Regions from separate parts of the Homo sapiens genome. Here region 1 is linked to region 2. Evidence: read pairs that join two places in POLR2A ChIA-PET (ENCODE). Cell type or tissue: Panc1. All regions are shown on one strand. Links, peaks and the distances in the headings refer to the core of each region. The heading gives the core; the rest is flanking DNA.

What was found. Peaks named below come from ENCODE experiments on the same cell type or tissue, not always from the same donor. Only the 100,000 strongest peaks of a DNase experiment are listed, where the experiment ranks them.
Region 1: POLR2A ChIA-PET joins it to region 2 with 11 read pairs; 16 of 35 experiments call an interaction of 5 or more read pairs at or near these places.

The regions. Positions count from the first base shown.
Region 1 is chr2:71,314,491-71,330,635 of GRCh38, forward strand. No RefSeq gene overlaps it. Among named protein-coding and RNA genes, the nearest start is that of ZNF638, 9.2 kb to the right of the region's middle. In Panc1, for the core only: no CTCF peak of the experiment used is centred there; no DNase peak of the experiment used is centred there.
Region 2 is chr2:71,408,701-71,424,845 of GRCh38, forward strand. ZNF638 (zinc finger protein 638) reads left to right here. Exons shown (of 28, transcript NM_014497.5): 21 at 9,902-9,939; 22 at 14,114-15,338; 23 at 15,950-16,015. Among named protein-coding and RNA genes, the nearest start is that of DYSF, 50 kb to the right of the region's middle. RefSeq lists an enhancer at 7,913-8,542 and silencers at 8,145-8,194, 15,219-15,513. In Panc1, for the core only: no CTCF peak of the experiment used is centred there; no DNase peak of the experiment used is centred there; H3K4me3 peaks cover 562 bases; H3K27ac peaks cover 742 bases.

The DNA of each region.
Region 1 (16,145 bases), core at 3,111-11,110, 96 kb before region 2:
GTCAACAGAAGCTGTTTCTCCTGTTACCTTGACATTTTTGTAGCTAAATCTCTTTCTAAATTTGTCAAACCATCTTTGGCTGACATTAAATTCTCCAACTCTAGATCCCTTACCTTCCTTTGCTTTAAGTTGTCTTATGACTTGACTTTTTCTTGAATGATGTTAGAGGCTATAGGTATACCTTTCTTATAGCAGCCCTGAACACTTATAGAATCTGCATGTCTAATATTACATTGAAAGTTGTTTCCAAAAAAAAGCAGGGTTTTTGTGCCTGCTAGCATAGCTGCATTGATGACTTCATGAATTTTCTTTTATTTTTTACGATGGTCCTTACACTGGATTCATTTATCTGGAAATGGTGGGCAGCCTGCAGCTACAGGCCTCAATCTATGGTACATGTCAAGCAATTTGACTTTTTCATGTAATATCATGACTTTGCTTCTTAGGAGCACTTCCAGCATCACAGATGGCTCTTTGTATGGGTCCCATGGTGTTATTCAGGGTTTACAGTATTACACTAAACAGAATGAAAAATACACAAGAAATATGAAATATCAATTTTTATTGCAATTTGCAATTTACTAGAGAGACAACTGGTGTCACATGGCATTTTAAGCTGATATTCACTGCAATAGTAATAGGAAGTGGCTACAAAATTATTACAGTCATATAGTATGTACTACAGTTAATTTTATGCACTTATGAATTAATACTTCCTCTTTACATTTGTTTACATTTCTCTCAACTGCAAATGGATTCATGTATGGTCTGCAAGTGTTTATATGTGTAAGTTTTAATGTTATAATAGATTTTTGTATATTTTATGGTAGTAAATGATTAAATAGACTTATCTACATATATTTTATGCATTCATGACAGAACTTTTTCTTTTTTATTTTTTTTGATATTTCCAGGCTATGCATTTCATCTGTTTTTTCAAATTGTCGCAAACCTCCAAAAATTTTTCCATTATAGTAATTGAAAAAGATTTCTGCATAAATGGATTCATGCAGTTCAGACCCATGTTGTTCAAGGGTCAACTGTACATCTTAATTTTTCAGAATCTACTTCAAATTTATCATAACTTAATTCTAGTAGCCGGGCGTGGTGGCTCACGCCTGTAATTCCCAGCACTTTGGGAGGCCGAGGTGGGCGGATCACGAGGTCAGGAGATCGAGACCATCCTGGCTAACACGGTGAAACCCCGTCTCTACTAAAAGTACAAAAAATTAGCCAGTCGTGGTGGTGGGCGCCTGTAGTCCCAGCTACTTGGGAGGCTGAGGCAGGAGAATGGCGTGAACCCGGGAGGTGGAGCTTGCAGTGAGCCGAGATCGCACCACTGCACTCCAGCCTGGGGCACGGAGCGAGACTCTGTCTCAAAAAAAAAAAAGAAAATTCTGGTGAGATATATGATATATATGTCATAGATATATATAGCGTAGTTTGTGTGTGTGTGTGTGTGTGTGTGTGTGTGTGTATATATATATATATATATCTGGAGAAAGAGAGAGTCTCACTCTGTCACTCAGGCCGGAGTGCAGTGGTGCCATCTCGGCTCACTGCAACCTCGACATCTGGGCTCAAGGGATCCTTTTCTGCCACAGCCTCCTGAGTAGCTGGGACCACAGGTGTGCACCACCACACCTGGCTTTTTTATTATTATTTTTTGTAGAGACGAGGTCTCCCTATGTTGCCTATCCAGTGATATTTTTAAAATGTGACTCTTTTATAGCTCTATTGATTCTACCCCTTTTTTGTGCTATTATTTGTTATACATTGTGGCGGTAAAAAGTACAATAACTTAGGTGAAAACTCACTAGAGGGGTTCAACAATAGATTTAAACTGACAGAGGAATTAATCAGCAGCCTTGGAGTGGAATCTCTGCACTACAAACATATTGGGAGGAAGCCAGTTTGGGTCCCGGTATTTTTGGCCTGCTCCATCTGGTGTAGAGCCTCCACCTTATGAATGTGGTTTGGGCATAAGAAGGGAGCTCCAGACCTCTCTGCTGTGCAAACCTGAAACTTAGCCCCCATAACATGGAGCTGGGGGGGAAGAGATGTACTGGTCACCTGTTTTTCTGGAGAGATACCATATCTCTTTGGAGCTGTAGGAAAGAGGAGTCCCTTCTTCTTCTTTATATCAACTGGAGTAGGGTTTCTGTCACACTAAGTTTGGTGGAGATGGTGAACGAGCAGTTCACTCAACTGTCCCAGACTTTCTTACCAAGAATTAGTAGATTTTCTTCAAAAATGTTTTTTCATCTGATGGCCTTAGAAGAATTACAGAGACTTTACATGGTGGTTTTTAAAAAATAATTTTCATTAGTTGTAGTTGATTCACCGGAAAGCATGTCCATTGAACCCTACATGCTTCCATTCTCAAAGTTGATCTCTTTCTTGAAATGCTTTTTTCTTATTTATTTATTTATTTATTTATATAGGTTATTGGAGAACAGGTGGTATTTGGTTACATGAGTAAGTTCTTTAGTGGTGATTTCTGAGATTTTGGTGCACCCATCACCCGAGCCGTATATACTGCACCCAATTTGTAGTCTTTTATCCCTTACCCCCTTCCCACCCTTTCCCCTTAAATCTCCAAAGTCCACTGTGTCATTCTTATGCCTTTGTGTCTTCGTAGCTTAGCTCCCACTTATGAGTGACAACATACGTTTGGTTTTCCATTCCTGAGTTACTTCACTTAGAATAATAGTCTCCAGTCATCCAGGTTGCTGCAAGTACCATAAATTCATTCCTTTTCATGGCTGAGTAGTATTTCATTGTATATATGTACCACAGTTTATTTATCCATTCGTTGATTGATGGGCATTTGGGTTGGTTCCACATTTTTGCAGTTGCAAATTGTGCTGTTAAACACATGTGTATGCAAGCATCTTTTTTGTGTAACGACTTTTCCTCTGGGTAGATCCCCAGTAGTGGGATTTCTGGATCAAATGGTAGTTCTACTTTCAGTTCTTTAAGGAATCTCCACACTGTTTTCCATAGTAGTTGTACTAGTTTATGTTCCCACCAGCAGTGTAGACGTGTTCCCTGTTCACTGCATCCACACCAACATCTCTATTATGCTTTGATTTTTTGATTATGACCATTCTTGCAGGAGTAAGGTGGTATTGCATTGTGGTTTTGATTTGCATTTCCTTGATCATTAGTGATGTTGAGCATTTTTTCATGTTTGTTGGCCATTTGTATATCTTTTGAGAATTGTCTATTCATTTCTGAAGCCCACTTTTTGATGGGATTGTTTGTTTTTTTCTTGCTAATTTGTTTGAGTTCGTTGTAGATTCTGGATATTAGTCCTTTGTCAGATGTGCCGAGACCAGCTCGGTCGGGGAGACCCTAACCCAGTGGCGCTAGAGGAATTAAAGACACACACACAGAAATATAGAAGTGTGAAGTGGGAAACCTTCAGGGGTCCCACAGCCTTCAGAGCTGAGAGCCCTGAACAGAAATTTACCCACATATTTATTAACAGCAATCCAGTCATTAGCATTGTTTCTATAGATATTAAATTAACTAAAAGTATCCCTTATGGGAAACAAAGGAATGGGCCGAATTAATTGCAGCAGGAACACACCCTTAAGACACAGGTCGCTCATGCTTTTGTTTGTGGCTTAAAAATGCCTTTAAGCAGTTTTCTATCCTAGGTGGGCCAGGTGTTCCTTGCCCTCATTCCCGTAAACCCACAACCTTCCAGCTTGGGTGTTAGGTCCGTTATGGACATGTTACAGTGCTGCACAGATTTTATTTATGGCCAGTTTTGGGGCCAGTTTATGGCCAGATTTTGGGGGGCTTGTTCCTAACAGTCAGATGTATAGATTGTGAAGATTTTATCCCATTCTGTGTGTTGCCTGTTACTCTGCTGACTGTTCCTTTTGCCGTACAAAAGCTCTTTACTTTAATTAAGTCCCAGCTATTTATCTTTGTTTTTATTGCATTTGCTTTTGGGTTCTTGGTCATGGAATTTTTGCCTAAGCCAATGTGTAGAAAGGTTTTTCTGGTGCTATCTTCTAGAATTTTTATATTTTCAGGTCTTAGATTTAAGTCCTTGATCCATCTTGAGGTAATTTTCGTATAAGGTGAGAGATGAGGATCCAGTTTCATTCTCCTACATGTGGCTTGCCAATTATTGCAGAACCATTTGTTGAATAGGGTGTCTTCTCCCGACTTTATGTTTTTGTTTGCTTTGTCGAACATCAGTTGGCTGTATTTGGGTTTATTTCTGGATTCTCTATTCTGTTCCATTGGTCTTCATCCCTATTTTTATACCAGTACCATGCTGTTTTGATGACTATGGCTTATAGTATAGTTTGAAATCAGATAATGTGATGCCTCCAGATTTGTTCTTTTTGCTTAGTCTTGCTTTGGCTATGTGGGCTCCTTTTTGGTTCCATATAAATTTTAGGATTGTTTTTTCTAATTCTGTGAAGAATGATGGTGGTTTTTAAATGGGAATTGCGTTTAATTTGTAGATTGCTTTTGACAGTATGGTCATTTTCACAATATTGATTTTACTCATTCATGAGGATGGGCTATGTTTCCATTTGTTTGTGTCATCTATGATTTCTTTCAGCAGTGTTTTGTAGTTTTCCTTGTAGAGGTCTTTCAAGTCCTTGGTTAGGTATATTCCTGAGGTTTTTTTTTTTTTTTTTTTTTTTTGCAGCTATTGTAAAAGAGGTTGAGTTCTTGATTTGATTCTCAGCTCGGTTGCTGTTGGTGTATAGAAGGGCTACTGATTTGCGTACATTAATTTTGTATCTGGAAACTTTGTTGAAAAACTTTCTTTTATCAGTTCTAGGAGCTTTCTGGAGGAGTCTCTAGGGTTTTCTAGGTAAACAATCATATCATCAGCAAACAGTGACAGTTTGACTTCCTCTTTCCTTATTTGGGTGCCCTTTATTTCTTTCTCCTGTCTGATTGCTCTGGCTAGGACTTCCAGTACTATATTGAAGAGGAGTGGTGAGAGTGGGCATCCTTGTTTTGTTCCAGTTCTTGGAGGGAGTGCTTTCAACTTTTCCCCATTCCGTATTATGTTGGCTGTGGGTTTGTCATAGATGGCTTTTATTACATTGAGATATGTCCCTTGTATGCTGATTTTGCTGAGAGTTTTAATCATGAAAGGATGCTGGATATTGTCGAGTGCTTTTTCTGTATCTATTGAGATGATTATGTGATTTCTGTTTTTGATTCTGTTTATGTGGTATATATCATATTTATTGACTTGCATATGTTAAACCATCCCTGCATTCCTGGTATGAAAGCCACCTGATCATGGTGGATTATCTTTTTGATATGTTGCTGGATTCAGTTAGCTAGTATTTTGTGAAGAATTTTAGCATCTATGTTCATCAGGGATATTGGTCTGTGGTTTTCTTTTTTGGTTATGTCCTTTCCTGGTTTTGGTATTAGGGTGATACTGGCTTCATAGAATGATTTAGGGAGGGTTCCCTCTTTCTCTATCTTGTGGAATAGTGTCAATAGCATTGGTACCAATTCTTCTTTGAATGTCTGTTAGAATGCTGCTGTGAATCCTTCTGGTCCTGGACTTTTTGTTGTTGGTAATTTTTTTTATTACCATTTCAGTCTTGCTGCTTGTTATTGGTCTGTTCAGAGTATCTAATTCTTCCTGATTTAGGCTAGAAAGGTTGTATCTTTCCAGAAATGTATTCATCTCCTCTAGGTTTTCAAGTTTATGCACGTAAAGGTGTTTATAGTAGCCTTGAATGATCTTTTGTGTTTCTGTGGTGTCAGTTGTGATATCTCCCGTTTTCATTTCTAACTGAGCTTATTTGGATTTTCTCTCTTTTTTTTTTTTTTGGTTAATCATGCTAATGGTCTATCAATTTTGTTTATCTTTTCAAAGAACCAGCTTTTTGCTTCATTTATCTTTTGTATTTTTTTGTTTCAATTACATTTAGTTCTGCTCTGATCTTGGTTATTTCCTTTCTTCTGCTGGGTTTGGGTTTGATTTGTTCTTGTTTCTTTAGTTCCTTGAGATGTGACCTTATATTGTCTGTTGGTGCTCTTTCAGACTTTTTGTTGTAGGCATTTAGGGCTATGAACTTTTTTCTTAGCACCACCTTTGCTGTATCCCAGAGGTTTTAATAGGTTGTGTCAGTATTGTTGTTCAGTTCAAAGAATTTTTAAATTTCCATCTTGATTTCATTTTTGACCCAGTGATCATTCAGGAGCAGGTTATTTAATTTCCATGCATTTGCATGATTTTGAAGGTTCTTTTTGGAGTTGATTTCCAGTTTTATTCCACTGTGGTCTGAGAGAGTGCTTGATATAATTTCAATTTTCTTGAATTTATTGAGGCCCATTTTGTGGCTTGTCATATGGTCTATCTTGGAGAATGTTCCATGTGCTGTTTAATAGAATGTGTATTCTGCGGTTGTTGGGTACAATGTTCTGTATATCTGTTAAGTTCATTTGTTCCAGGGTATAGTTTAAATTGTTTCTTTGTTGACTTTATCTTGATGACGTGTCTAATGCTGTCAGTGGAGTACTGAAGTCTCCCACTATTATTGTGTTGCTGTCTATCTCATTTCTTAGGTCTATTAGTAATTGTTTTATAAATTTGGGAGCTCCAGTGTTAGGTGCATATGTTTAGGATTATAATATTTTCCTGTTAGACAAAGCCTTTTATCATTATATAATGTTCCTCTTTGTCTTTTTAAACTGCTGTTGCTTTAAAGTTTGTTTTATCTGATACAAGAATATCTACTCCTGCTTGCTTTTGGTGTGTCTCTTGAAGGCAGCAGATAGTTGGTTGGTAAATTCTTATCTATTCTGCAGTTCTGTATTTTTTAAGTGGAGCATTTAGGCCATTTACATGCAACGTTAGTATCGAGATGTGAGGTACCATTCTGTTCATTAATTGTTTCATTTGTTGTCTGTAGACCTTGGGTTTTTTTGTTTGTTTGTTTTATAGGTCCTGTGAGATTTATGGTATAAAGAGGTTCTGTTTTGATGTGTTTCCAGGATTTGTTTCAAGATTTAGAGCTCCTTTTAGCAGTTCTTGTAGTGCTGGTTTGGTAGTTGTCAATTGTCTCAGCATTTGTTTGTGTGAAAAAGACTTTATCTTTCCTTCACTTATGAAGCTTAGTTTTGCTGGGTACAAAATTCTTGGCTGATAATTTTTTTTTTTTTTTTTTCGAGATGGAGTCTCACTCTGCTGCTCAGGCTGGAATGCAATGCTGTGATGTCAGCTCACTGCAACCTCTGCCTCCCGGGTTCAAGCAATTCTCCTGCATCAGCCTCCTGAGTAGCTGGGATCACAGACATGTGCCACCATGACCAGCTAATTTTTGTATTTTTAGTAGAAACGGGGTTTCACCATGTTGGCCAGGCTGGTCTCAAACTCCTAACCTTGTGATCTGCCCACCTAGGCCTCCCAAAGTGCTGGGATTACAGGCGTGAGCCATCACGCCTGGCCTATTGGCTGATAATTGTTTTGTTTGAGGAGGCTGAAGACAGGGCCCCAATCACTTCTAGGTTGTAGGGTTTCTGCTGAGAAATGTGCTGTTAATCTGATAGGTTTTCCTTTATAGGTTACCTGGTGTTTTTGCCTCACAGTTCTTAAGATTCTTTCCTTTGTCTTAACTTTATATAACCTGATGACAATGTGCCTGGGTGATGATCTTTTTGTGATGAATTTCCCAGGTGTTCTTTGAGTTTCTTGTATTTGGATATCTAGTTCTCTAGCAAGACCAGGGAAGTTTTCCTCAATTATTCCCCTAAATATGTTTTCCAGACTTTTAGATTTCTCTTCTTTTTCAAGAATGCTGATTATTCTTAGGTTTGGTCATTTAACATAATCTCAGACTTCTTGGAGGCTTTGTTCATATTTTCTTGCTCTTTTTTCTTTTTGTTGGATTGGGTCAATTCAAAAACCTTGTCTTCGAGCTCCGAAGTTCTTTCTTCTGCTTGTTCGATTGTGTTGCTGAGACTTACCAGAGCATTTTACATTTCTATAAGTGCGTCCATTGTTTCCTGAAGTTTTAATTGTTTTTTATTTATGCTTCCTATTTCATTGAATATTTCGCCCTTCACTTCTTGTATCATTTAAAAAAATTTCCTTACATTGGCCTTCGCCTTTCTCTGGTGCCTCTCTGATTAGCTTAATAACTAACCTTCTGAATGCTTTTCAGGTAGCTCATGGATTTCTTCTTGGTTTGGTTCCATTGCTGGTGATCTAGTGTAATTTTTGGGAGGTGTTAAAGAACCTTGTTTTATCATATTACCAGAGTTGGTTTTCTGGTTCCTTCTCATTTGGGTAGGGTCTTGTCAGGGAAGGTCTAGGGCTCAAGGCTGTTGTTCAGATTCTTTTGTCCCATGAGTGTTTCCTTGATGTAGTACTCTCCTTTTCCTAGGGATCCCTTTTCCTAGGGATGTGGCTTCCTGAGAGCTGAGCTGTAGTGATTGTTATATCTCTTCTGGATCTAGTCACCCAGCAAGTCTTCCAGGCTCCCTGCTGGTACTGGGGGTTTTCTGCACAGAGTCCTGTGATGTGAACTGTCTGTGGGTCTCTCAGCCATGGATACTGGCACCTGCTCTGGTGGAAGTAGCAGGGTTGAAATGGACTTTGTGAGGGTCCTTAGCTTCGGTTGATTAGTACACTATTTTTGTGCTGGTTGGCCTCCTGCTGGGAGGTGGTGCTTTCAAGAGAGCATCAGCTGTGGTAGTATGGGGAGGAACAGGTGGTGGGAGGGACCCTAAAACTCCCAAGAGTATATGCCCTTTGTCTTTAGTTACCAGGGTAGGTAGGGAATGACAGTTAGATGGGGAAAGGGCTAGGTGTGTCTGAGCTCAGACTCTACTTGGGCAAGTCTTGCAGCATGCTGCTGCTGTGGGGATGGGGGTGAGGTTCCCAGGTCAATGGAGTTATGTTCCTAGGAGGATTATGGCTGCCTCTCCTGTGTCATGCAGGTTGTCAGGGAAGTCGGGGGAAAGGCAGCAGTCACAGGCCTCATCCAGCTCCCTCACAACCCAAAGGGCCAGTCTCACTCCCACTGTGTTCCCGACAACAGCACTGAGTCTGTTTCCAGGCAGTGGGCGAGCAGGCCTGAGAACTTGCCCCAGGCTACCTGCCTCCCAGCTGCAGAAGTAAGTAGGGCTTTCCTTCTTCCCCCGCCTGTGGAGTCTGCACGCTGGATTCATGTCCTAGCCTGTGTTCTGGCCAGAAGACTTCTTGATTGGTTCAATTTGTTACAGAGTTCAGATGGAGGTTTCCTTTTCCCTGTGGCCTTTTCCCCGTGCCTCTGGCAGCCCTCCTCAAGGACCCCTGTGAGGCGAGGCAGAAATGACTTGCTGGGGGACCCAGTGAGCCTATAGGGCTTTTCCTGCTGCTTCCTCTACCCCTGTATTTCATTTGGCTCTCTAAATAGACTCGGCTCCAGGTAAGGTCAGAATCTTCTCCCATAATCCAGACCTTCAGGTTCCCCAGTGGGGGTGTGTGTTTGGGGGCAGATGATCTCCCTTTCCCACTTCCACAGTTTGAGCACTCACAGGATTTGGGGAGGTGTCTCTTGGGTCCTGCAGGAGCAATCCACTTCCTTCAGAGGATCTGTGGATTCTCTTGGCTTTCCTAATGTATTCTTGCAGTCATTCTGGAGCAAAAGTTCATGATGTGAGCCTCTATACGCTGTTCTGTCCCTCCAAGTAGGAGCTGCAGTCTCGTCCTACCTCCTGTCCGCCATGATTTTCCATATCTTGAATTGCTTTTGTAGCTAGTGTGTAGACTGTGTACACAGTGCTATCAGGGTAAGAGGTTCATAAGATGATGATCCTGCAGGTAAAGGATTATTATTTTATGCTTGAGGAAACTAATTATTAATATTGCTTAAGTTGGACTCAAGTCAAAATTGTATTGTTTCTAAATCCCAGCTTGTTTTCCACTGATTGATGTATAATGATTTTGAGTCATGGTTTTAATGAGTTGATTTCATAGTCTTCATATAACAAGTATATTAGTTATGTACTGCTGTATTAAAGATTACCCAAAAACTTAATGGTTTAAAACAACAATATACGTTTTTTATCATCATCTGAGTCAGGAATTCAGAGGTAACTTAGCTAGGCAGTTGTTGCTCAGTGTCTCTCAAGAAATTGCTTTGAGTATATCTACCTAAGCTATAGTCAACTGAAAGCTTAATTGAGGCTGGAGGTTCTGTCTCCAAAGTGGCTCACTGAAATGGCTGGCAATTTTCTTTCTTTTTCTTTTTTTTTTTAAGGGGCAGGGCCTTGCTCTTTCACCCAGACTGGAGTGCAGTGGTGTGATCATTGCTCACTGCAGCCTGGAACTCCTGGGTTCAAGTGATCCTCCTTCCTCAGCCTCCCAAGTAGCTGGGACTACAGATAAGCCACCATGACTGGCTAATTTTTTAAATAATTTTTTTGTAAAGATGGGGTCTTGCTATGTTGCCTAGGCTGGTCTTGAACTCCTAGGCTCAGGCAATCCCTGCACACAGGCTTACCAAAGTACTGGGATTACAATCATGAGCCACTGCACCTGGCACGCCTTATGGGCTTCTGTTTAACAGGCTATTTGGATGTTCTCACAACATGGCAGCTGGCTTTCCTGAGGGTAAGTAATCCAGGAGCTAGGAACTGTCAGGCAGAAGCTCTCCTTTTTATGGTGTAGCCTTGGAAGTCACATAGCATCACTTCCACCACATTATCTTCGTTGAAAACAATTTACTAAGTCTGACTTACATTCAAGGGAAAGGGAATTAGGCTCCACCTCTTGAAGTGAAGTGTATTAAAGAAATTTATGAACATATTTTAAAACTACCTTAACAAGAAGAGACAAACTGATTTCTGTTTGCCATTGCATTATCTTTGATTAAAACTCAGAAAAATAACTGCTTGTTTTCTTGAGTTTCTGAACGTCTCCATATATTATGTCTGGTTGCACCTTATAGTCTCCAAAATTTAAGGATCAGTTAGAATCAAGTTTTCTTGATATTTTTGTCCTTTTTCAGGACAGGAAATGACTCTGGGATTTCTCATACTTCTCATCATGGCCCTTTATCTATCCCAATTCTTAGATTTAGTTTCTAAATACAAAAAGGCCATAGTTGCCCCCAGATCCTATTTATTAGGATACTTGCACTTGAGCTGAAATGGTGATGAGATTCTCTATGTCATTGAGACAGAGCCCCATTTAGGTTAACAAAGTTTGTGATGACTGTTCTGTTTTCTAATCAGGCATTGAGCTGTGACTGTGCCGAGCAGGCAGAAGCTGAGCTCTGGATAGAGCTGCTCAATGCTTGTTGTCTGGCCAATCAGACAACAGAGTGGGTGAGGGAAGAAGGTGGGGAATTGTGGAAGAAGATGATGTGCAGTAGGATAGATTTTTTTTCCTTGTCAAGAATATTGACATTTTTAGATAGGAATGAGGATTTATTGAAATAATCCACATGACTACAAGGCATAAATGCTTGGATATAGTAGACTCTAAGATAAAAAATATTTTTCTGGCCAGGTGCGGTGGCTCACACCTGTAATCCGAGCACTTTGGGAGGCCCAGGTGGGCGGATCACCTGAGGTCAGGAGTTTGAGACCAACCTGGCCAACATGGCAAAACCCTGTCTCTACTAAAAATACAAAAATTAGCCAGGCATGGTGGCTCATGCCTGTAATACCAGCCACTTAGGAGGCTGAGGTACAAGAATTGCTTGAACCTGGGAGGTTGGAGGTTGCAGTGAGCAGAGATTGTGCCACTGTAATCCAGCCTGGGTGACAGAGTGAGACTCTGTCTCCAAAAATAAAAAAGAAATTTTCTTAGGAATGCCATAAATTGGTGAGCATTTTTCAGTTTATAGATTTCCAGACTCACATCTTATGGAAAAGCTAATTTAGTACCCTTTCTTCCTGCATTTTACATGTAAGAAATCTGAAATCCAGTGAAGTTAGTATCAGCGAAGGAGCTAGAAGGATAACTCTTGGGATCTCTAATCCAGTTTTTTATTCAGTGTTATGCATTGTCTTAAATGGCCTGTAAGGCTTTGTGTGGTCTGGTTCCTTGATAGTTCTTCATCTTCATCTCATCCTTCCTCTTCATTCTTCCTCTGAGCTGGCCTTCTTGTTAGTCCTGAAATAAATTTTGCCTCAGGGCTTTGGCACTTGATGTTTCTTCTGGTTTGGAAACTCTTCTTCCAGATATCTACATGTCTTTTCCCTGTCTTCCTTTATATCTCTGCTCAGATGTCACTTTATCTGAGATTTCCCTGACTACTCTATCTAAAGCATTCCCCAGCCCCTGCCTCATCATTTTCCCCCTAACTGCAGTATTTTTTAAAATTTTACATTACCACATTATGTATTTGTTTATTATTTCCTTCACTAAAATGTAAATTCTATGAAGGCAGGTATTTGATAACTGTTATATCTTCTAGTTCTTAGAACAGTGACAGAGAGTAAACATTCAATGTAATGTAAGTCAAATTATGTTACTCCTTTGCTCAAAACCTTCCTGTTTCATTCACAGCAAAAAACCAAAGCCTTCAAAATGGCCTATGTTATGGACAGAATTTTGTCCTCCCCAAATTTATGTGTTGAAGTCCTAACTCCCCACACACCTCAGAATGTGGCTGTATTTGGAGATTGGACTTTTAAAGAGGTGATTATGATTAAATGAGGTCATAAGGGTGGGGCCCTAATCCAATATGATTAGCGTTCTTATAAGAAGAGGAAGATTCATGTGCATAGAGAAAAGACCATGTGAGGACACGGTGGGAAGGCAGCCAACTGCAAGCCAAGGAGAGAGATGTCAAGAGAAACCAAACCTGTTGATACCGTAACTGTGGACTTGAAGCCTCCAGAATGGAGAGAATTAATTTCTGTTGTCTAAGCCACCCAACTTGTGGTGATTTGTTACGGCAGCCCTAGCACACTAATCCAGCAAGTGTTTCCAGCTCCCCTCCACCTCATCTCCCGTGTCCTCTCTTAATTATGCTGTTGTGGCCTCTTTGGCCTTTCTGCTTTCTCAAGTACAGCAAGCTGGCATTCACCTCAGAGCTTTTACATTTTACTTTCACTCTTCCTGGAATACTCTTCCTCCTAGATTCTATACTGCTTATTCACACACTTGTCAGATTTCTGTTCAAATGTTGCCTTCTTAGTGATGCCTTTCTTGACCATCTCATTTCAAATTGCAGCCTCTGTTATGTGTCCTGATCTTGCTTTGTTTTCCTCCATAGCGTTTGTCACCATCTGACATACTATAAATGTACTTGTTAATTGTCTGTCTCCTTGATCAAGGCTGTACGTGCCATGAGGGCAGGAGTGAGTGTTGCCTTTTGGTTTGCTACTCACTCCTTGATGGCTAGAATAGTTCCAGGCACAGAGTGCACCCTCAAGTAATATTTTGTTCTGCGTTCTTTTATGTAAGGGTCAGTCAGGTGCGGCCACAAGAGGAGTTCCAGGAGAAGCTCAGGGAAACAAAGTTTACTATGCTCCCAGGTCCTAAAAGCAGGAGGCACGCTCTGCCATACAGGGCCACATGAGGAAACACCCAAGTCTGTCAGGAGGCAGAAGGGGCAGGAACGAGTGGCAGGAGGAGGAGCCCAGGCCAAGGCCTTTATTGGAGTTTCTCGGGAAAGGGAAGACAGAGCAGGGTAAACAGCTCAGGACTGGCTAGTTTGAAACATTTCCACAGGCTCTAAGTTATAGGAGTGGTCTGTGGTTGCCTGGTACCTGACCCTGGGATGACTAAGGCAGAGGAATATTGCCTCCTGGGGTATACCTGCCAGATAGAGGAGGATGGCTCTGAATTGGTAGTTTGCATATCAAAGTCAAGCTCCTGGCTGAACTTTGCCTTCTCTAAGAATTGGCTAGCCCCAGGAGTGGCAATTTCTCCCCAGCCAGAAAGGTTAATAAGATGTCAAACATCATAATATACAGAAAATAAAAACATAAACAATACATATTTACTGGCTCAGTTAATGAAATGGCCCTGACTCAGAGGTAGACAGATAGATCGTTAAACCAGACTAGAAGAGCCATAAATCCATTTTTATACATGGGAATGAAATAGTTTTTGTTATTTGCTTTTTAAGGGGAAGATATATTTCAATTATGTGAAAAAGGATGGTTTACTTAACAGCTGGAACCTTCATGATTGCCTTTATTCATTTGGAAGAAAATGAAGCTAGATCTACCTCATACCATAAAAATTATGTTAGATTGATTAAACATCTAAATGTAAAAAATAAAATTGTGAGGTTGTAAACAAAAGTGAACAATTATGAACTGTGAAGTTTAGATAACTCAGGAGAATTTTGTGTAATTTCTGGGTGTGTATGCTTCAAGGGAGTGGGATGAAAAGAAGACTCAGAAGTCATAAATGAAAAGATTGATAGATTTGATTTCATGACCATTTAGTTTATAATAGCAAAAGATAGAAACAAAATTTCAGTGAGGAGAAACTAATTGCCACATATTTGACAAATATATAGTGAGAGCTACCTCCTGATAAGAGACAATCACTTCACTAGAAATATGCACAAATAATATGAAAAAGAGTTTTTTTAAATGAAGAAATACACATGGCTCCTGCCAAAGCCTGGGCACGGGAGCCTGGCTGGGAGTTCACCCTCGGCCCCTTTGTGTTGCCAGTTTATTATCACCAGATAAAACAGTTAAATGGAGACTTAAAAAAAAAAAGAAAGAAATACACCTGGCTAGTAGATATGAAAAGATGCTTGACAGTGACACACACACACACACGCACACACACACATACACACCATCAGAGTCATTCATTCTTTCAAGAAATATTTGCTGATTTTCTACTGCGTACCAACTATCATTCTCTGTATTGGAAATAAAGCAGTGAAGAAAACAGACAAATATCCCTGACCTCAGGGAGCTTACATTTCTAGTGGAGGAAGATGGAAAAGAAACAAATAAATAAATTATTGGTATATCAGAAGGTGATAAGTGCTGTGCAAATAAATAAAGCCATATAAGGGGCCCACATAAAGGAAATGAAAGAAATTTCATAAGTTACTTTGCCTAACTCTAGGGAAATGTTTGAAAATCTAGATGAAATGGATGCTTTTCAAGCAAAATATAAATTACCAAATTCATTGTGGAAGAGAGAGAAATTCTTATCCAACTAAATATCATAAAGTATCAAGAGAAAATTAGAGAAGAACAACTCTCAGAAAAAGCACCAAACAAGATATTTCAAAGGTGAATTATTTCAAACTTTAAAGAACAGGTAAGTCCAATGATATTTAAAGTATTTCAGGTTTGAGAAAGAAGTGAGTTTGTAGGGAAATGGTTATTTTCTTTTTTTTTTTTTTTTTTTTTGAGACAGAGTCTGACTCTGTCACCCAGGCTGGAGTGCAGTGGCGTGATCTCGGCTCACTGCAACCTCTGCCTCCTGGGTTCAAGTGATTCTCCTGCCTCAGCCTCCCGAGTAGCTGGGATTACAGGCGTGCACCACCACAGCCAGCTAATTTTTATATTTTTAGTAGAGATTGGGTTTCACCATGTTGGTCAGGCTGGTCTTGAACTCCTAACCTTGTGATTCACCTGCCTCAGCCTCCCAAAGTGCTGGGATTACAGGCATGAGCCACCTTGCCCTGCCTATTTTCTTACATATTTAGTGGAAGTGACACTTTGTAGAAACTTTTTGGGAAGTTTTTCTACAACACCTATTAAAATTAAATGTATGTACACACATATACATTTAATCTAGCATTCCCACTATGATGATTCTAGCCTTTAGAAATTAAAGCATAATTTGGTAAGTCTTTGTATACAGCAGTGTTTGCAGTAGCAAAAAGACTGGAAACAACTTCAGTGTTCAACAACAGGCTGAATAATTGCTGAGGCAGCTATACTATGAATATTATACAATTATTTAAAAAAGGATTATATGGTTTACTTGGAGAAATGTCAGTAATCAGAAAAGCAAATAGCTAATGTGTGAAAAAAGAAAACATTTCCTGTTACATGCAAATAATGTGTTTGTATGAATATAAAGAAATGTATGGAAGGAAACTTATCAAATGTTAACATGGGTTATTTGGTGTTTAGGGGGAGCTTGTTGGCTTTTTCTTTGTTGTTTTTGATTTGTTGTCCCTAGCAGGATTTTTGGTTTGAAATGAAAA
Region 2 (16,145 bases), core at 4,470-12,469:
GGATAGTCCACCTTTGAAAGCATTAAATTCAAACTCAATCTATTTTCTCCTTCTATTCCATTGTATGCTGATATCAGAGGTAAGTAATAGGACCTTATATGTGGTGTCCTTGTGTTGTCAATCTGTTAAAAATCTTGCACTATCTAAAGAAAAAGGCAATTTCATCATCTAAATCTAAATTAGAGTATCTTTAAGTAAATGTATTATGATAGGTACCAGTTTAAGCACAAATGAGTGGCTCATTTCACTTGATAATTTCAGAAAAAAATATATAAAAGTTTTTAGCTATTCCTCAGCAGAACATGCATTTTTAAAAAGTTGTCATTTATATTTTTCAAGCTGTTATTCAGTTGTGTTCAACTAAATTCAAAATTAAACACTGACTGTACAGAAATCCTTATCCCAGAAATATAGTCCCAAATTCTTAGAGTTAAAAGAAAATTAAAGAAGTGAAAATTTACATAAACTTCTGCCTGAATTGGTACTTCACTTCCTAAGTGCTTACCCAGAACCTTATTCGTATAGTTTAAGTTGGATAACACATATGGCTTATTTGTAACAGTTTTTAATTGACTACTATTTAAAATGAGTTAATAATCAACTCTATATTATCTTCTCTTCAACACTTACTGTTTTTGTTAGACTGAAATGTTACTTCTTTGTGTAGTATGTGTGACCTTTATTTCAATATCTATAGTTAGCTTGTATACAAAGCATGTAGCACTCCATTCTAAATACTGAAAACTAGTAGCTGCATTTTTGGTATCATGATTATGAAGATATTTACTGCAGAATTAAGTAATAATGAGAATGGGTTTATAAAGAAGGCAATATGTGTGTCCATAACCTCTACACTCACAGGTGAGTTTCTTATATTCCCAGTCATTTCTCAAAATGGCGCCACATTTTCATTTTCATAAGTAGGTAGATTATGGTTTTCTTGTATGGTTTAGGGTTTGTATCTTGTTGAAAGGGGGAAAAATGACAGTCTTCATGTTACTGTGATCATCTGTGTAACTTAATTACTATTTGTTGAATGGAGTCTCCTTTCAGAGCTATTCTTGTGACTCTTTTCTAAATTTAGGGTCATTTGCTTTGTCGACCAATTATATACACCTTTGGTTTTCTTTCATTGTTTTTCTGAGTCATGTCTGTTTTTTCTTGGATTCTGTCACGTCACAGGTGGTTTTTCTGTTTGCTAGAGTACATTCTCAAGTATTTTTTTTACCCCAGAAAGTATGTGGAGGCAGTACATTTTCTGAAATTCTGCATGTTTGAAACTGACTTTATTTTGCTCTTACGTATTTCATTGATTGATTGTCTAGATGTAAAATTCTGTGCTTAGGCTATTTTTCCTTTGATTGTTTTTAGCATCCAGAATCCAGTATTATTGAGGAGAAGTCTGATTTAGATCAAAACTATTTTGTTCCTCTGAAAGGTTTTAGGATTTATATTATTAATTCTTTAAACTAGTTTGTTTTTCTGTTTGTTTGTTTTAAAGACGAAGTCTTAACTCTGTCACCTGGGCTGGAGTGCCATGGTTCAATCATGGCCCACATGATTTAAACCTTAACTCCTGGGCTTAAGCGATCCTCTCACTTCAGCCTCCAGAGTAGACTATAGGGGCATGCCACCATGCCCGGCTAACTTTATTTTATTTGATTTTTGATTTTTTTTTTGTGTGTGTGTGTGTGTAGATGGGGTCTCATTGTGTTGCCCAGGCTGGTCTCAAACTTCTGGCCTGAAGTGCTCCTCCACCCTGGGCCTTCCAAAGTGTTGGAGTTACAGGTGTGAACCACTGTGCTTGGCCCTAAACTAATATTTATCTAATTCCTTTTCTCTATGCTAACACTATTTTAGGTATTAGAATACCATGATGAACATTGTTTCAATGTCCTAGTTCTCAAGGATTATATTTTAGTGGAGGAGATAGACTATAAACAGATATAAAAGTGGTAAAAAGACTGTGAATAAATAAATTGAGATAAAAAGAGAATGATTAATGTGGGGAATGTGTATCTTAAAGTGGTCAGTGATAGTCCCTCAGCAGAAGAGTTATTTGAGAGACCTGATGGAAGAGAGCAAGCTCTAAGAAAATTTCAAGGGGAGATTTTTAGGCAGAAGAACCAGATCAAAGGCTTTAGGGACATACTTGGTGATTCCAGAATTTCTAAAGAGAGGGTTGGTATTGCTAGTCCAGTGAGTAAGGTTTTTTCTTGGTTTGGGACTCATTTCCTGCATCCTGCTTTTAGAGCAGGAAGTTTTTCTCCCCACCCACCACCTCCCCCCCCCTTTTTTTTTTTTTTTTTTTTGTCGAGATGGAGCCTGGCTCTGTTGTCCAGGCTGGAGTGCAGTGGCGTGACCTCGGCTCACTGCAGCCTCCACCTGCCGAGTTCAAGCAATTCTCCTGCCTCAGCCTTCCGAGTAGCTGGGACTACAGGCACGCCCTACCATGCCCACTAATTTTTTTTGTATTTTTAGTAGAAATGGGGTTTCACCATGCTGGTCAGGCTGGTCTCGAACTCCTGACCTCATGATCTGCCTGCCTCAGCCTTCCAAAGTGCTGGGATTACAGGGATTAGCCACCATGCCTGGCCCCAGGGAAGTTTTTCTATTATTATTTTTTGATTTATTTCCTTCAATTTTTAATATTCTGTTTTTCTGGAAATAATACCAGCACTGATTTCATAGATGCTGTATTCTCTTGAATTTTTCTGAGGATGTTCTTTTGAGTTTTTTATTTTTTTTATTTATTTTTTATTTTTTATTTTTAATTTTTTTTTTTTTATTATACTCTAAGTTTTAGGGTACATGTGCACATTGTGCAGGTTAGTTACATATGTATACATGTGCCATGCTGGTGCGCTGCACCCACTAACGTGTCATCTAGCATTAGGTATATCTCCCAATGCTATCCCTCCCCCCTCCCCTGACCCCACCACAGTCCCCAGAGTGTGATATTCCCCTTCCTGTGTCCATGTGATCTCATTGTTCAATTCCCACCTATGAGTGAGAATATGCGGTGTTTGGTTTTTTGTTCTTGCGATAGTTTACTGAGAATGATGGTTTCCAATTTCATCCATGTCCCTACAAAGGACATGAACTCATCATTTTTTATGGCTGCATAGTATTCCATGGTGTATATGTGCCACATTTTCTTAATCCAGTCTATCATTGTTGGACATTTGGGTTGGTTCCAAGTCTTTGCTATTGTGAATAGTGCCGCAATAAACATACGTGTGCATGTGTCTTTATAGCAGCATGATTTATAGTCCTTTGGGTATATACCCAGTAATGGGATGGCTGGGTCAAATGTTATTTCTAGTTCTAGATCCCTGAGGAATCACCACACTGACTTCCACAATGGTTGAACTAGTTTACAGTCCCACCAACAGTGTAAAAGTGTTCCTATTTCTCCACATCCTCTCCAGCACCGGTTGTTTCCTGACTTTTTAATGATTGCCATTCTAACTGGTGTGAGATGATATCTCATAGTGGTTTTGATTTGCATTTCTCTGATGGCCAGTGATGATGAGCATTTCTTCATGTGTCTTTTGGCTGCATAAATGTCTTCTTTTGAGAAGTGTCTGTTCATGTCCTTCGCCCACTTTTTGATGGGGTTGTTTGTTTTTTTCTTGTAAATTTGTTTGAGTTCATTGTAGATTCTGGATATTAGCCCTTTGTCAGATGAGTAGGTTGCGAAAATTTTCTCCCATGTTGTAGGTTGCCTGTTCACTCTGATGGTAGTTTCTTTTGCTGTGCAGAAGCTCTTTAGTTTAATTAGATCCCATTTGTCAATTTTGGCTTTTGTTGCCATTGCTTTTGGTGTTTTGGACATGAAGTCCTTGCCCACGCCTATGTCCTGAATGGTAATGCCTAGGTTTTCTTCTAGGGTTTTTATGGTTTTAGGTCTAACGTTTAAATCTTTAATCCATTTTGAATTGATTTTTGTATAAGGTGTAAGGAAGGGATCCAGTTTCAGCTTTCTACATATGGCTAGCCAGTTTTCCCAGCACCATTTATTAAATAGGGAATCCTTTCCCCATTGCTTGTTTTTCTCAGGTTTGTCAAAGATCAGATAGTTGTAGATATGCGGCATTATTTCTGAGGGCTCTGTTCTGTTCCATTGATCTATATCTCTGTTTTGGTACCAATACCATGCTGTTTTGGTTACTGTAGCCTTGTAGTATAGTTTGAAGTCAGGTAGTGTGATGCCTCCAGCTTTGTTCTTTTGGCTTAGGATTGCCTTGGCGATGCGGGCTCTTTTTTGGTTCCATATGAACTTTAAAGTAGTTTTTTCCAATTCTGTGAAGAAAGTCATTGGTAGCTTGATGGGGATGGCATTGAATCTGTAAATTACCTTGGGCAGTATGGCCATTTTCACGATATTGATTCTTCCTACCCATGAGCATGGAATGTTCTTCCATTTGTTTGTGTCCTCTTTTATTTCCTTGAGCAGTGGTTTGTAGTTCTCCTTGAAGAGGTCCTTCACATCCCTTGTAAGTTGGATTCCTAGGTATTTTATTCTGTTTGAAGCAATTGTGAATGGGAGTTCACTCATGATTTGGCTCTCTGTTTGTCTGTTGTTGGTGTATAAGAATGCTTGTGATTTTTGTACATTGATTTTGTATCCTGAGACTTTGCTGAAGTTGCTTATCAGCTTAAGGAGATTTTGGGCTGAGACGATGGGGTTTTCTAGATAAACAATCATGTCGTCTGCAAACAGGGACAATTTGACTTCCTCTTTTCCTAATTGAATACCCTTTATTTCCTTCTCCTGCCTGATTGCCCTGGCCAGAACTTCCAACACTATGTTGAATAGGAGCGGTGAGAGAGGGCATCCCTGTCTTGTGCCAGTTTTCAAAGGGAATGCTTCCAGTTTTTGCCCATTCAGTATGATATTGGCTGTGGGTTTGTCATAGATAGCTCTTATTATTTTGAAATACGTCCCATCAATACCTAATTTATTGAGAGTTTTTAGCATGAAGGGTTGTTGAATTTTGTCAAAGGCTTTTTCTGCATCTATTGAGATAATCATGTGGTTTTTGTCTTTGGCTCTGTTTATATGCTGGATTACATTTATTGATTTGAGTATATTGAACCAGCCTTGCATCCCAGGGATGAAGCCCACTTGATCATGGTGGATAAGCTTTTTGATGTGCTGCTGGATTCGGTTTGCCAGTATTTTATTGAGGATTTTTGCATCAATGTTCATCAAGGATATTGGTCTAAAATTCTCTTTTTTGGTTGTGTCTCTGCCCGGCTTTGGTATCAGAATGATGCTGGCCTCATAAAATGAGTTAGGGAGGATTCCCTCTTTTTCTGTTGATTGGAATAGTTTCAGAAGGAATGGTACCAGTTCCTCCTTGTACCTCTGGTAGAATTCGGCTGTGAATCCATCTGGTCCTGGACTCTTTGTTTGGTAAACTATTGATTATTGCCACAATTTCAGAGCCTGTTATTGGTCTATTCAGAGATTCAACTTCTTCCTGGTTTAGTCTTGGGAGAGTGTATGTGTCCAGGAATGTATCCATTTCTTCTAGATTTTCTAGTTTATTTGCGTAGAGGTGTTTGTAGTATTCTCTGATGGTAGTTTGTATTTCTGTGGGATCGGTGGTGATATCCCCTTTATCATTTTTTATTGTGTCTATTTGATTCTTCTCTCTTTTTTTCTTTATTAGTCTTGCTAGCGGTCTATCAATTTTGTTGATCCTTTCAAAAAACCAGCTCCTGGATTCATTGATTTTTTGAAGGGTTTTTTGTGTCTCTATTTCCTTCAGTTCTGCTCTGATTTTAGTTATTTCTTGCCTTCTGCCAGCTTTTGAATGTGTTTGCTCTTGCTTTTCTAGTTCTTTTAATTGTGATGTTAGGGTGTCAATTTTGGATCTTTCCTGCTTTCTCTTGTAGGCGTTTAGTGCTATAAATTTCCCTCTACACACTGCTTTGAATGCGTCCCAGAGATTCTGGTATGTGGTGTCTTTGTTCTCGTTGGTTTCAAAGAACATCTTTATTTGTGCCTTCATTTCGTTATGTACCCAGTAGTCATTCAGGAGCAGGTTGTTCAGTTTCCATGTAGTTGAGCGGTTTTGAGTGAGATTCTTAATCCTGAGTTCTAGTTTGATTGCACTGTGGTCTGAGAGATAGTTTGTTATAATTTCTGTTCTTTTACATTTGCTGAGGAGAGCTTTACTTCCAACTATGTGGTCAATTTTGGAATAGGTGTGCTGTGGTGCTGAAAAAAATGTATATTCTGTTGATTTGGGGTGGAGAGTTCTGTAGATGTCTATTAGGTCTGCTTGGTGCAGAGCTGAGTTCAATTCCTGGGTGTCCTTGTTGACTTTCTGTCTCGTTGATCTGTCTAATGTTGACAGTGGGGTGTTAAAGTCTCCCATTATTAATGTGTGGGAGTCTAAGTCTCTTTGTAGGTCACTGAGGACTTGCTTTATGAATCTGGGTGCTCCTGTATTGGGTGCATAAATATTTAGGATAGTTAGCTCCTCTTGTTGAATTGATCCCTTTACCATTATGTAATGGCCTTCTTTGTCTCTTTTGATCTTTGTTGGTTTAAAGTCTGTTTTATCAGAGACTAGGATTGCAACCCCTGCCTTTTTTTGTTTTCCATTGGCTTGGTAGATCTTCCTCCATCCTTTTATTTTGAGCCTATGTGTGTCTCTGCACGTGAGATGGGTTTCCTGAATACAGCACACTGATGGGTCTTGACTCTTTATCCAACTTGCCAGTCTGTGTCTTTTAATTGCAGAATTTAGTCCATTTATATTTAAAGTTAATATTGTTATGTGTGAATTTGATCCTGTCATTATGATGTTAGCTGGTGATTTTGCTCATTAGTTGATGCAGTTTCTTCCTAGTCTCGATGGTCTTTACATTTTGGCATGATTTTGCAGCGGCTGGTACCGGTTGTTCCTTTCCATGTTTAGCGCTTCCTTCAGGAGCTCTTTTAGGGCAGGCCTGGTGGTGACAAAATCTCTCAGCATTTGCTTGTCTATAAAGTATTTTATTTCTCCTTCACTTATGAAGCTTAGTTTGGCTGGATATGAAATTCTGGGTTGAAAATTCTTTTCTTTAAGAATGTTGAATATTGGCCCCCACTCTCTTCTGGCTTGTAGGGTTTCTGCCGAGAGATCCGCTGTTAGTCTGATGGGCTTTCCTTTGAGGGTAACCCGACCTTTCTCTCTGGCTGCCCTTAACATTTTTTCCTTCATTTCAACTTTGGTGAATCTGACAATTATGTGTCTTGGAGTTGCTCTTCTCGAGGAGTATCTTTGTGGCGTTCTCTGTATTTCCTGAATCTGAACGTTGGCCTGCCTTGCTAGATTGGGGAAGTTCTCCTGGATAATATCCTGCAGAGTGTTTTCCAACTTGGTTCCATTCTCCACATCACTTTCAGGTACACCAATCAGACGTAGATTTGGTCTTTTCACATAGTCCCATATTTCTTGGAGGCTTTGCTCATTTCTTTTTATTCTTTTTTCTCTAAACTTCCCTTCTTGCTTCATTTCATTCATTTCATCTTCCATCGCTGATACCCTTTCTTCCAGTTGATCGCATCGGCTCCTGAGGCTTCTGCATTCTTCACGTAGTTCTCGAGCCTTGGTTTTCAGCTCCATCAGCTCCTTTAAGCACTTCTCTGTATTGGTTATTCTAGTTATACATTCTTCTAAATTTTTTTCAAAGTTTTCAACTTCTTTGCCTTTGGTTTGAATGTCCTCCCGTAGCTCAGAGTAATTTGATCGTCTGAAGCCTTCTTCTCTCAGCTCGTCAAAATCATTCTCCATCCAGCTTTGTTCCGTTGCTGGTGAGGAACTGCGTTCCTTTGGAGGAGGAGAGGCGCTCTGCGTTTTAGAGTTTCCAGTTTTTCTGTTCTGTTTTTTCCCCATCTTTGTGGTTTTATCTACTTTTGGTCTTTGATGATGGTGATGTACAGATGGGTTTTCGGTGTAGATGTCCTTTCTGCTTGTTAGTTTTCCTTCTAACAGACAGGACCCTCAGCTGCAGGTCTGTTGGAATACCCTGCCGTGTGAGGTGTCAGTGTGCCCCTGCTGGGGGGTGCCTCCCAGTTAGGCTGCTCGGGGGTCAGGGGTCAGGGACCCACTTGAGGAGGCAGTCTGCCCGTTCTCAGATCTCCAGCTGCGTGCTGGGAGAACCACTGCTCTCTTCAAAGCTGTCAGACAGGGACACTTAAGTCTGCAGAGGTTACTGTGTCTTTTTGTTTGTCTGTGCCCTGCCCCCAGAGGTGGAGCCTACAGAGGCAGGCAGGCCTCCTTGAGTTGTGGTGGGCTCCACCCAGTTCGAGCTTCCCGGCTGCTTTGTTTACCTAAGCAAGCCTGGGCAATGGCGGGCGCCCCTCCCCCAGCCTCGTTGCCGCCTTGCAGTTTGATCTCAGAGTGCTGTGCTAGCAATCAGCGAGATTCCGTGGGCATAGGACCCTCTGAGCCAGGTGTGGGATATAGTCTCGTGGTGTGCCGTTTCTTAAGCTGGTCTGAAAAGCGCAATATTCGGGTGGGAGTGACCCGATTTTCCAGGTGCGTCCGTCACCCCTTTCTTTGACTCGGAAAGGGAACTCCCTGACCCCTTGCGCTTCCCAGGTGAGGCAATGCCTCGCCCTGCTTCGGCTCGCGCACGGTGCGCGCACACACTGACCTGCGCCCACTGTCTGGCACTCCCTAGTGAGATGAACCCGGTACCTCAGATGGAAATGCAGAAATCACCCGTCTTCTGCGTCGCTCACGCTGGGAGCTGTAGACCGGAGCTGTTCCTATTCGGCCATCTTGGCTCCTCCCTGAGTTTTTTAAAAGGCACTTCAGTTGTCTGAAATATCTTTTCTTTAGCTTACTTTGTTTACTTTTGTGCATTTGTTTTTCCGTTATTCCTTTATGAATAAGGAAGTAAGTTGGCCAATATAGGTATCTGATGTAGAGTTCCTCTGATACCATGCAGGGTTTTTTTTTTTTTCTCTCTAATAAACTTTTCTCCTTAATGGAAAGCTGCTAGTAAACACTCTCTGTAATTGGGACTTAAAAACCATCATCTTTAGTTTTGGGCAGTATCATTAGGATATAAGCTAGACTTATCACCAGATATCCCAGTAAAGGAAGTCTTTACTGTTGGACTCAAACACCTATGCCAGGAATCCTCTCTAGACACATTGAATTTCCTTAAAGTATTGTTTTCAGTTTTTAGTCTGACAAAATCTTTCTAGAAGACTTCTACCCAGAGAGTGCATGATTTCTCAGAAAAGGCTTCCTTCTAGTATGTATAAGCTCTGAATGGCAGATATGTTTTGCCATTTTGTTCACTGATGCATCCCAAGTACCCAGGACAGTGCTTGCCATATAGGGACTGATTTTTAATTCCTGCCCTTTTTTGGGGCTACAGAGTATTGCTTTCTTGGGACCCACATATCAGATAAATATTTAAAATATTTATCAGATATCAGACAAATATTTAAAAGGATTATTGTTCAATTTTATTTAGCATTTCTAGGTATTTTGAATAGGAAACTTTTTTAGTCAGCTGATCTCTCTTAGAAGTCTTTTAAAATAATTCCTCAAGGAAGATGTTGATATTTCACATTTATTGTTTAGGGAAAAGATAGAATTTCCAGGCTTCTAAAGTTAATAAAGTTTCTTATTTATATCATTATTAAGGAAACTTATTTTTTCATTAATATAAGTTATTGTGTGTGACCTAATTTGGAGGTCTTTAATTAGAAAAAAATTCTAGAACCTGATAGTAATGTAGACACTGAAAACTAGCTGCTTTGATACATTTTTAAGGTTTTTTTTTTTGAGCTTAAATTTTTACTAAAAACATTGCTTTTATAGTTAAATATTTCAAATCCAGTGGAATAGCCTCTAATAAAATGCTGATTATATTACAGGTGCAAATTGAGCATGACCCAGAATTAGAAAAAGAAAGGTATGTTGCTTTATGTTTACTAACACTTTTGTATAGTATTTAGTTTCTGAATTTTATTGCTGTATTTTATAGTAATGGCTCACATGTAGTGAAAAGTTCTTTTCTGCATATTTATTTTGTGTACATATGGGCTTGTTACAGTTTTCTTTTTGGACTCAGCCTGACCTAGGAGTTTCGTTTGTTGCTTTTTATTTACTCTCATTTAAGTATTTACTGAATATTTAGAGTAACTGCGTATATAAACAGTTTGAATTAAATAAACCACTTTATAAAATGTTTTAAGACTCTCGAATAACTCAACATCACGAACAGTAATTACATTGTTTTTGTTAGATTTTCCTATTCCAAAATAAACACGGTAGTAAAATTTTAACCTTTTAACGTTACTTAATTTCATTGTGTGTTTTGATACTTTTTAAAAACAACTGGGTTGGGGCGAGTAAGTATTTGTCCAAAAAAATTATGTATATAGTTTTGCATTATCAGAGGAATGAAAGCTTGTTTTTCAAAGTCTCCACAAACTGGTGACTTACAGCCTTGTTTTGACCACGTAAAGTACACCCTCTCCTTAATAACTTTCTCATTCTGATGGATATCCTCCTTATCACCACCCTTGTTCCACCAGTTGATGACTTGCCTTTCACTGCTCTTCATTGTAAATCACTGATTTAGAATATTTCTTTTTCCTCCTGTATACTGAGTCATCAATATTTATTAGTCCTTGTTGTAAGAGCGTATATTTGTTTGAAACAGCAGTTTGAAAGTGTTTAAATATGTAAAGTGTTTATTTTATCTGATGCACTGATGTTAAGATCCCTGAAAAACAGAACGTCTTAGCGGATTTTTCTTCTCAGTAATTTTTATAAAATCAGATTATTTTAGTTGACAAAGATGATGAGTACATTAAAATATACCAGTAACATTAAGCAATAGGTTTGCTCTGTGTGTCAGCACAGGGTTATTTAAGTTGTATGTCATACCAGGTGCATTCACATACCTAAGAAATAGTACCACCAGCAGTGTGTGATGTGAAAGCTCACAAAGGGCTTAATAAATAACAGTGCCTATGTAGTACTATATATATAGACCTAAAGATTGGCCACGTTAACTCTGTGGCAAAACCCATTTTATTTCATTTTACAAAGATTTTTTGAGGTCTGCATGAAAAGTTGTTCTCCATAGCAATAGCAGTTGGTCATTGTTCTCCTCTCATTGTTTAGACATAGCTTTTAAAATTGAATATATTTCTTAAATAATTTATAGATGTATTCAACCTCATAAAACTAATTTTTAAAATTAGCACCAAAAACTTCTTAATTCCCACCCCCCCCCGCCTTTTTTTTTTTTTTTTTTTTTTTTTTTTTAACATTAGAGAAAAAGATGTGGGATATGTCCAGAATACTAAACATTTGTTTTGGAGTGAACTGATGCTGAGAAAATACTATTTGTTGTTTTTGTTGTGTTTTTTTTTAGAGACAGGGTCTTGCTATGTTGCTCAGGCTGGCCTTGAACTCCTGGGCACAAGCTGTTTTCCCACCTCAGCTTCCTGTGTAGCTGGTACTACATGCACTTGTTTTGTTTTGTTTTAAAGCACTTGTGGTTGCCAATTCATTATGAATATGATACTTTTGTTTATAACTAAACTATTTAAATACTGTTTAGAGGAAACTCGTGGATACATTCATAATTTAATAATTCACACTGTACTCATTCTGTTGATATGTAAACAGATTTTATTTATCATCTGATTAAAGCCACAAATAAGAATGCTAAGTGAAATTTTTCTAATTCATTAACATTAGGAAGTAAACAGTTGGCCTCTGAAATAAACACTAATCTTTAGTATTGTGAAGTCCCAGTTTAAGGTTTCTCAGAATGTTTGTCTTTCAGTGTTAACGTTTGTTCTAATGCCCAGCTTTTATTGTATGCTTTTTCTGAAGGCTGTGAAATTCTGGTATTACTGGGATATTGGGGCTGGAGGGAGGAGTGGCAAATGAGATATCTGTATCTCAAATGCCTTTCTGGAATCCTTTTCTGTTCCATTTCCCAGAATGTGGCTGTTTTCATTTGATCGTTACAAAGAGTGGTTGTTTAACTTTGGTGTTAATGTCATTTATTTGACATTTCAAACTGTCTTTTCAAACTAACTTGATCAATATTGAGGCTTTTTTCCCATATTAGCCAGAAAGCAGATACTAGTTTTGGTAAATGACTTCTCTAAAGAAAACACTATGATTTGAAAAGACTAGCACACAAGGACAAATATGGAATTAAATAATTCTTCTGAGTAGACCTGTGTTCTCTGTTTCAAGTATGGAACTGCATAATGGTTCAGTTTGTATATAAGATAATAACTTTTTTATTGAAAAACTTGTGAAGGGGAAAGTCTTGCTATATCCTTGAGCCAGGAATCAAGGTCTCCATTGTTATCCTAGCCCCATAGATGTTTTTACTTAGCCCTAAGTTTCTAAAGTTTTATGTAGGGTTAATATGCAGTACAGTAATGAGGCAGGAATTTGAATATTTTCTTCATTATTGGAAATGAGTCTTGTAATTTAAAGACAAAAGCTTGTTTTGAGAAGTAATATTCATATACCTGCTGTAACTGTGAATGTCACTGCTCTTTTCTGGTTGTGCTTTGCCACAAATTTTATTGTGAATTGTAAAGATTTGAAACTCTTAAAATTAGCCATTTATATTTTGAAAAAAAGGGGTGTGATTATTTTAAAAAAAAAACATTTTAGCATGCAAAGAATAACTTGCACAATGGATAGAATATATATTGATTAAGGTTTAGGGTCAAGAGGTATTTCTCTAATCTGGTAGAAAAGTTTTCTCCTCAGGATGTAATCTTTGGGGCATGAGGGAAGACCAGTTTGGTTCAAATGATTTAAGACCCTGATGTGGTAGCACAACTTTCTTAAATATGGTTAACATCTCAGCACACAGATATACACCATCTTGTGTTGTTAACTGAAGGGTACATGGCCACCCTCTAAGAAGCAGGTCAAAAGGGATGGCTCATCCTCTCCTTCCTTAAAAAATAGGAGAAGAAAGTCAGTACTTTTTAATAATCAGGTATTGATATGATAGGATCACTCTCTGGTGTCTTTCTCCAATCTGCTGCTTCTCATTATATGAATATATTTGGTAAATTTTAATTTGCATTGATAGCATGTTGGGCATTGTTTTTGGAAGCTAAGGTTTTCCTTGTTCTTCAAGAAAACCTCTGATTTGTGGAATATTGATATAAAAATAACTTATTCTGTGTCTACCTCGGTGAAAGTACTGGAATTATAGGACTACTCACTTTTCATATACTTTAGATTTGGGAAGACCATGATGAAATAAGATGAATTACATATACTTAGCCATGTATTTCCTCCATTTCTTCTGAATATTACTTACACATTTAAGTTAAATATTAGAATTATACATTATTCTCTTGAATTGGGAAGGTTTATTTTTTAATGCATTTCTTCTTATAGCCAAAGGCAAATATTTATAAGACTGTATGTTCACATAAGGTGATTATATCAGGTTTTGTCACTAGCTTTAAATCCTCAATAGAGTATATAAAGAATACTTTCCAAATAATGTTCTAAGTATTATCATTAATAAATATGGTTCTTGGGTAATTAAAAAAATATTTTACATCCAAAAAAAAAATAAAAAGGTGATATGATTTAGAGTATGGTCTTTTCCCCCCACCAGTTTCTGTTTATGTTCTTTTTAGGTAAGGTTCACTTATAAAATTTTAAATCATAATGCATGGATCATTAGTTTTATTGTAGAACTGTACACATATTTTATTATTTCAGTTACCACTGTTGGGAATAGGACCTGATAATATTTGAAGTGTCTCAGATTCACATTTGACCTTTCAATGTCAGGGGTTAACTTGACAGAGGAGGGAAAATATTGGCTGTAATCACATGAGCGCAAAAGGAACATATCAACAGTCATAATTTATATTATTTACGTATTTCCAGCAATACATCTTACCCATTTTATGCTGATTGGTTGGATTTCCCAGTGCTTATTACGAATGCATCAGGAAGTCTTAACAATTGGCATCAGCAGGATTCTTTATAATGGTTGAATTCTCATCATAGTTTGATTTTTGTTTGTGTTTTTGTTTGTGTTCTTTTTGTTTGTTTTTAAATACTTTTAGCCCTGGCTTGAAAAACAGTCCAATTGATGAAAGTGAGGTGCAAACAGCAACTGATAGTCCCTCTGTTAAACCTAATGAGCTTGAAGAAGAAAGTACTCCCAGCATTCAAACAGAAACTTTGGTACAGCAGGAAGAGCCTTGTGAGGAAGAAGCTGAAAAAGCAACATGTGATTCTGACTTTGCTGTTGAAACTTTGGAGCTTGAAACTCAAGGAGAGGAGGTCAAAGAAGAAATTCCTCTTGTAGCATCCGCTTCAGTCAGTATTGAACAATTCACTGAAAATGCCGAGGAGTGTGCTTTAAATCAGCAGATGTTTAACAGTGACTTGGAGAAGAAAGGGGCAGAAATTATTAACCCTAAAACAGCATTGTTACCATCTGACAGTGTGTTTGCAGAAGAAAGGAACCTCAAAGGAATTCTAGAAGAATCTCCATCTGAAGCAGAAGATTTCATTTCTGGAATTACACAGACTATGGTAGAAGCTGTAGCTGAAGTAGAAAAAAATGAAACTGTTTCGGAAATATTGCCATCAACTTGTATTGTGACGTTAGTACCAGGAATTCCCACTGGGGATGAGAAGACAGTGGACAAAAAGAATATTTCTGAAAAAAAAGGTAACATGGATGAAAAGGAGGAGAAGGAATTTAATACTAAGGAAACCAGAATGGATCTTCAAATAGGAACAGAGAAGGCTGAAAAGAATGAAGGTAGGATGGATGCAGAAAAGGTGGAAAAGATGGCAGCAATGAAAGAAAAGCCTGCAGAAAACACTTTATTCAAGGCATACCCAAATAAAGGAGTGGGTCAGGCTAATAAGCCTGATGAAACTAGTAAAACTAGTATTCTGGCTGTATCAGATGTATCTAGCAGTAAACCAAGCATCAAGGCTGTTATAGTCTCTTCTCCTAAGGCAAAAGCTACAGTTTCAAAAACTGAAAATCAGAAAAGTTTTCCAAAATCTGTGCCCAGAGATCAAATAAATGCTGAAAAGAAACTTTCAGCCAAGGAATTTGGTCTGCTTAAACCCACAAGTGCCAGGTCAGGCTTGGCAGAAAGCAGCAGTAAATTCAAACCTACTCAGAGCAGTCTTACCAGAGGAGGCAGTGGAAGGATCTCAGCCCTGCAAGGCAAGCTTTCTAAACTGGATTACAGAGATATAACAAAACAATCTCAGGAAACAGAGGCTAGACCTTCCATCATGAAACGGGATGACAGCAACAATAAGGTGAGGAGGGTAGGAAGAATGGCACAGTGTGTCTTTGAAGTGATTAGCTCCGCTGCTGTAGCTATGTAGTAGGAGATGTAATTTTGTTTCATACTTTCATCTCCTCACTCTACCCCGGAAGCTCCCATTTCCTTTTCTTAAATGATTCCATTGTTTAAGCCAGTAGACATTCAGAGTATTAAACTCAAGTTCATAATTTATTGACATGTTTGAAAAGCATTATTTGGATACAATTTGGAAATAACTGTGGTTTAAAAAAAAAAAAAAAAAGTCTGCAGTGAATCTCCTAAGGTGATTTACCACTCTGCTTCTGAATGGGAAACTGTTTCCTCTCTTAAATTGAAGCTTCCTTTATCAGGTCACTGATTGCCTAACTAGACATTGTGGGACGAAAAGATCAGTAAAACTGAATTTAACTACAACTTGTACAGACTGTGCCTATACTGTTTAGTGACTGTTGACTTAGTTTTGTATACATGTTAAATAATTTGCATAATTGACTGTATTTGGGTAATGTTTACTGTTTTTTTTTGTTTTTTGTTTTTTTTTCCAGAACATTAATAATATGGTTGTAAATTCCGTTTTTCTGTATTTCTTATTTACTATTTCAGACTTTGGCTGAGCAAAACACTAAGAATCCTAAAAGCACTACTGGTAGAAGTTCCAAATCTAAAGAGGTAAAAAATAGATCACAGACCCTAACCCTTCTTTTTCATCTCCATAGCACAGTTCATCTATCTTATAACTTGTGCCTGCCTTAACAATGTTAGTGACTAAGAGTTTAGAGCAAGGGATAGGAATGAGATG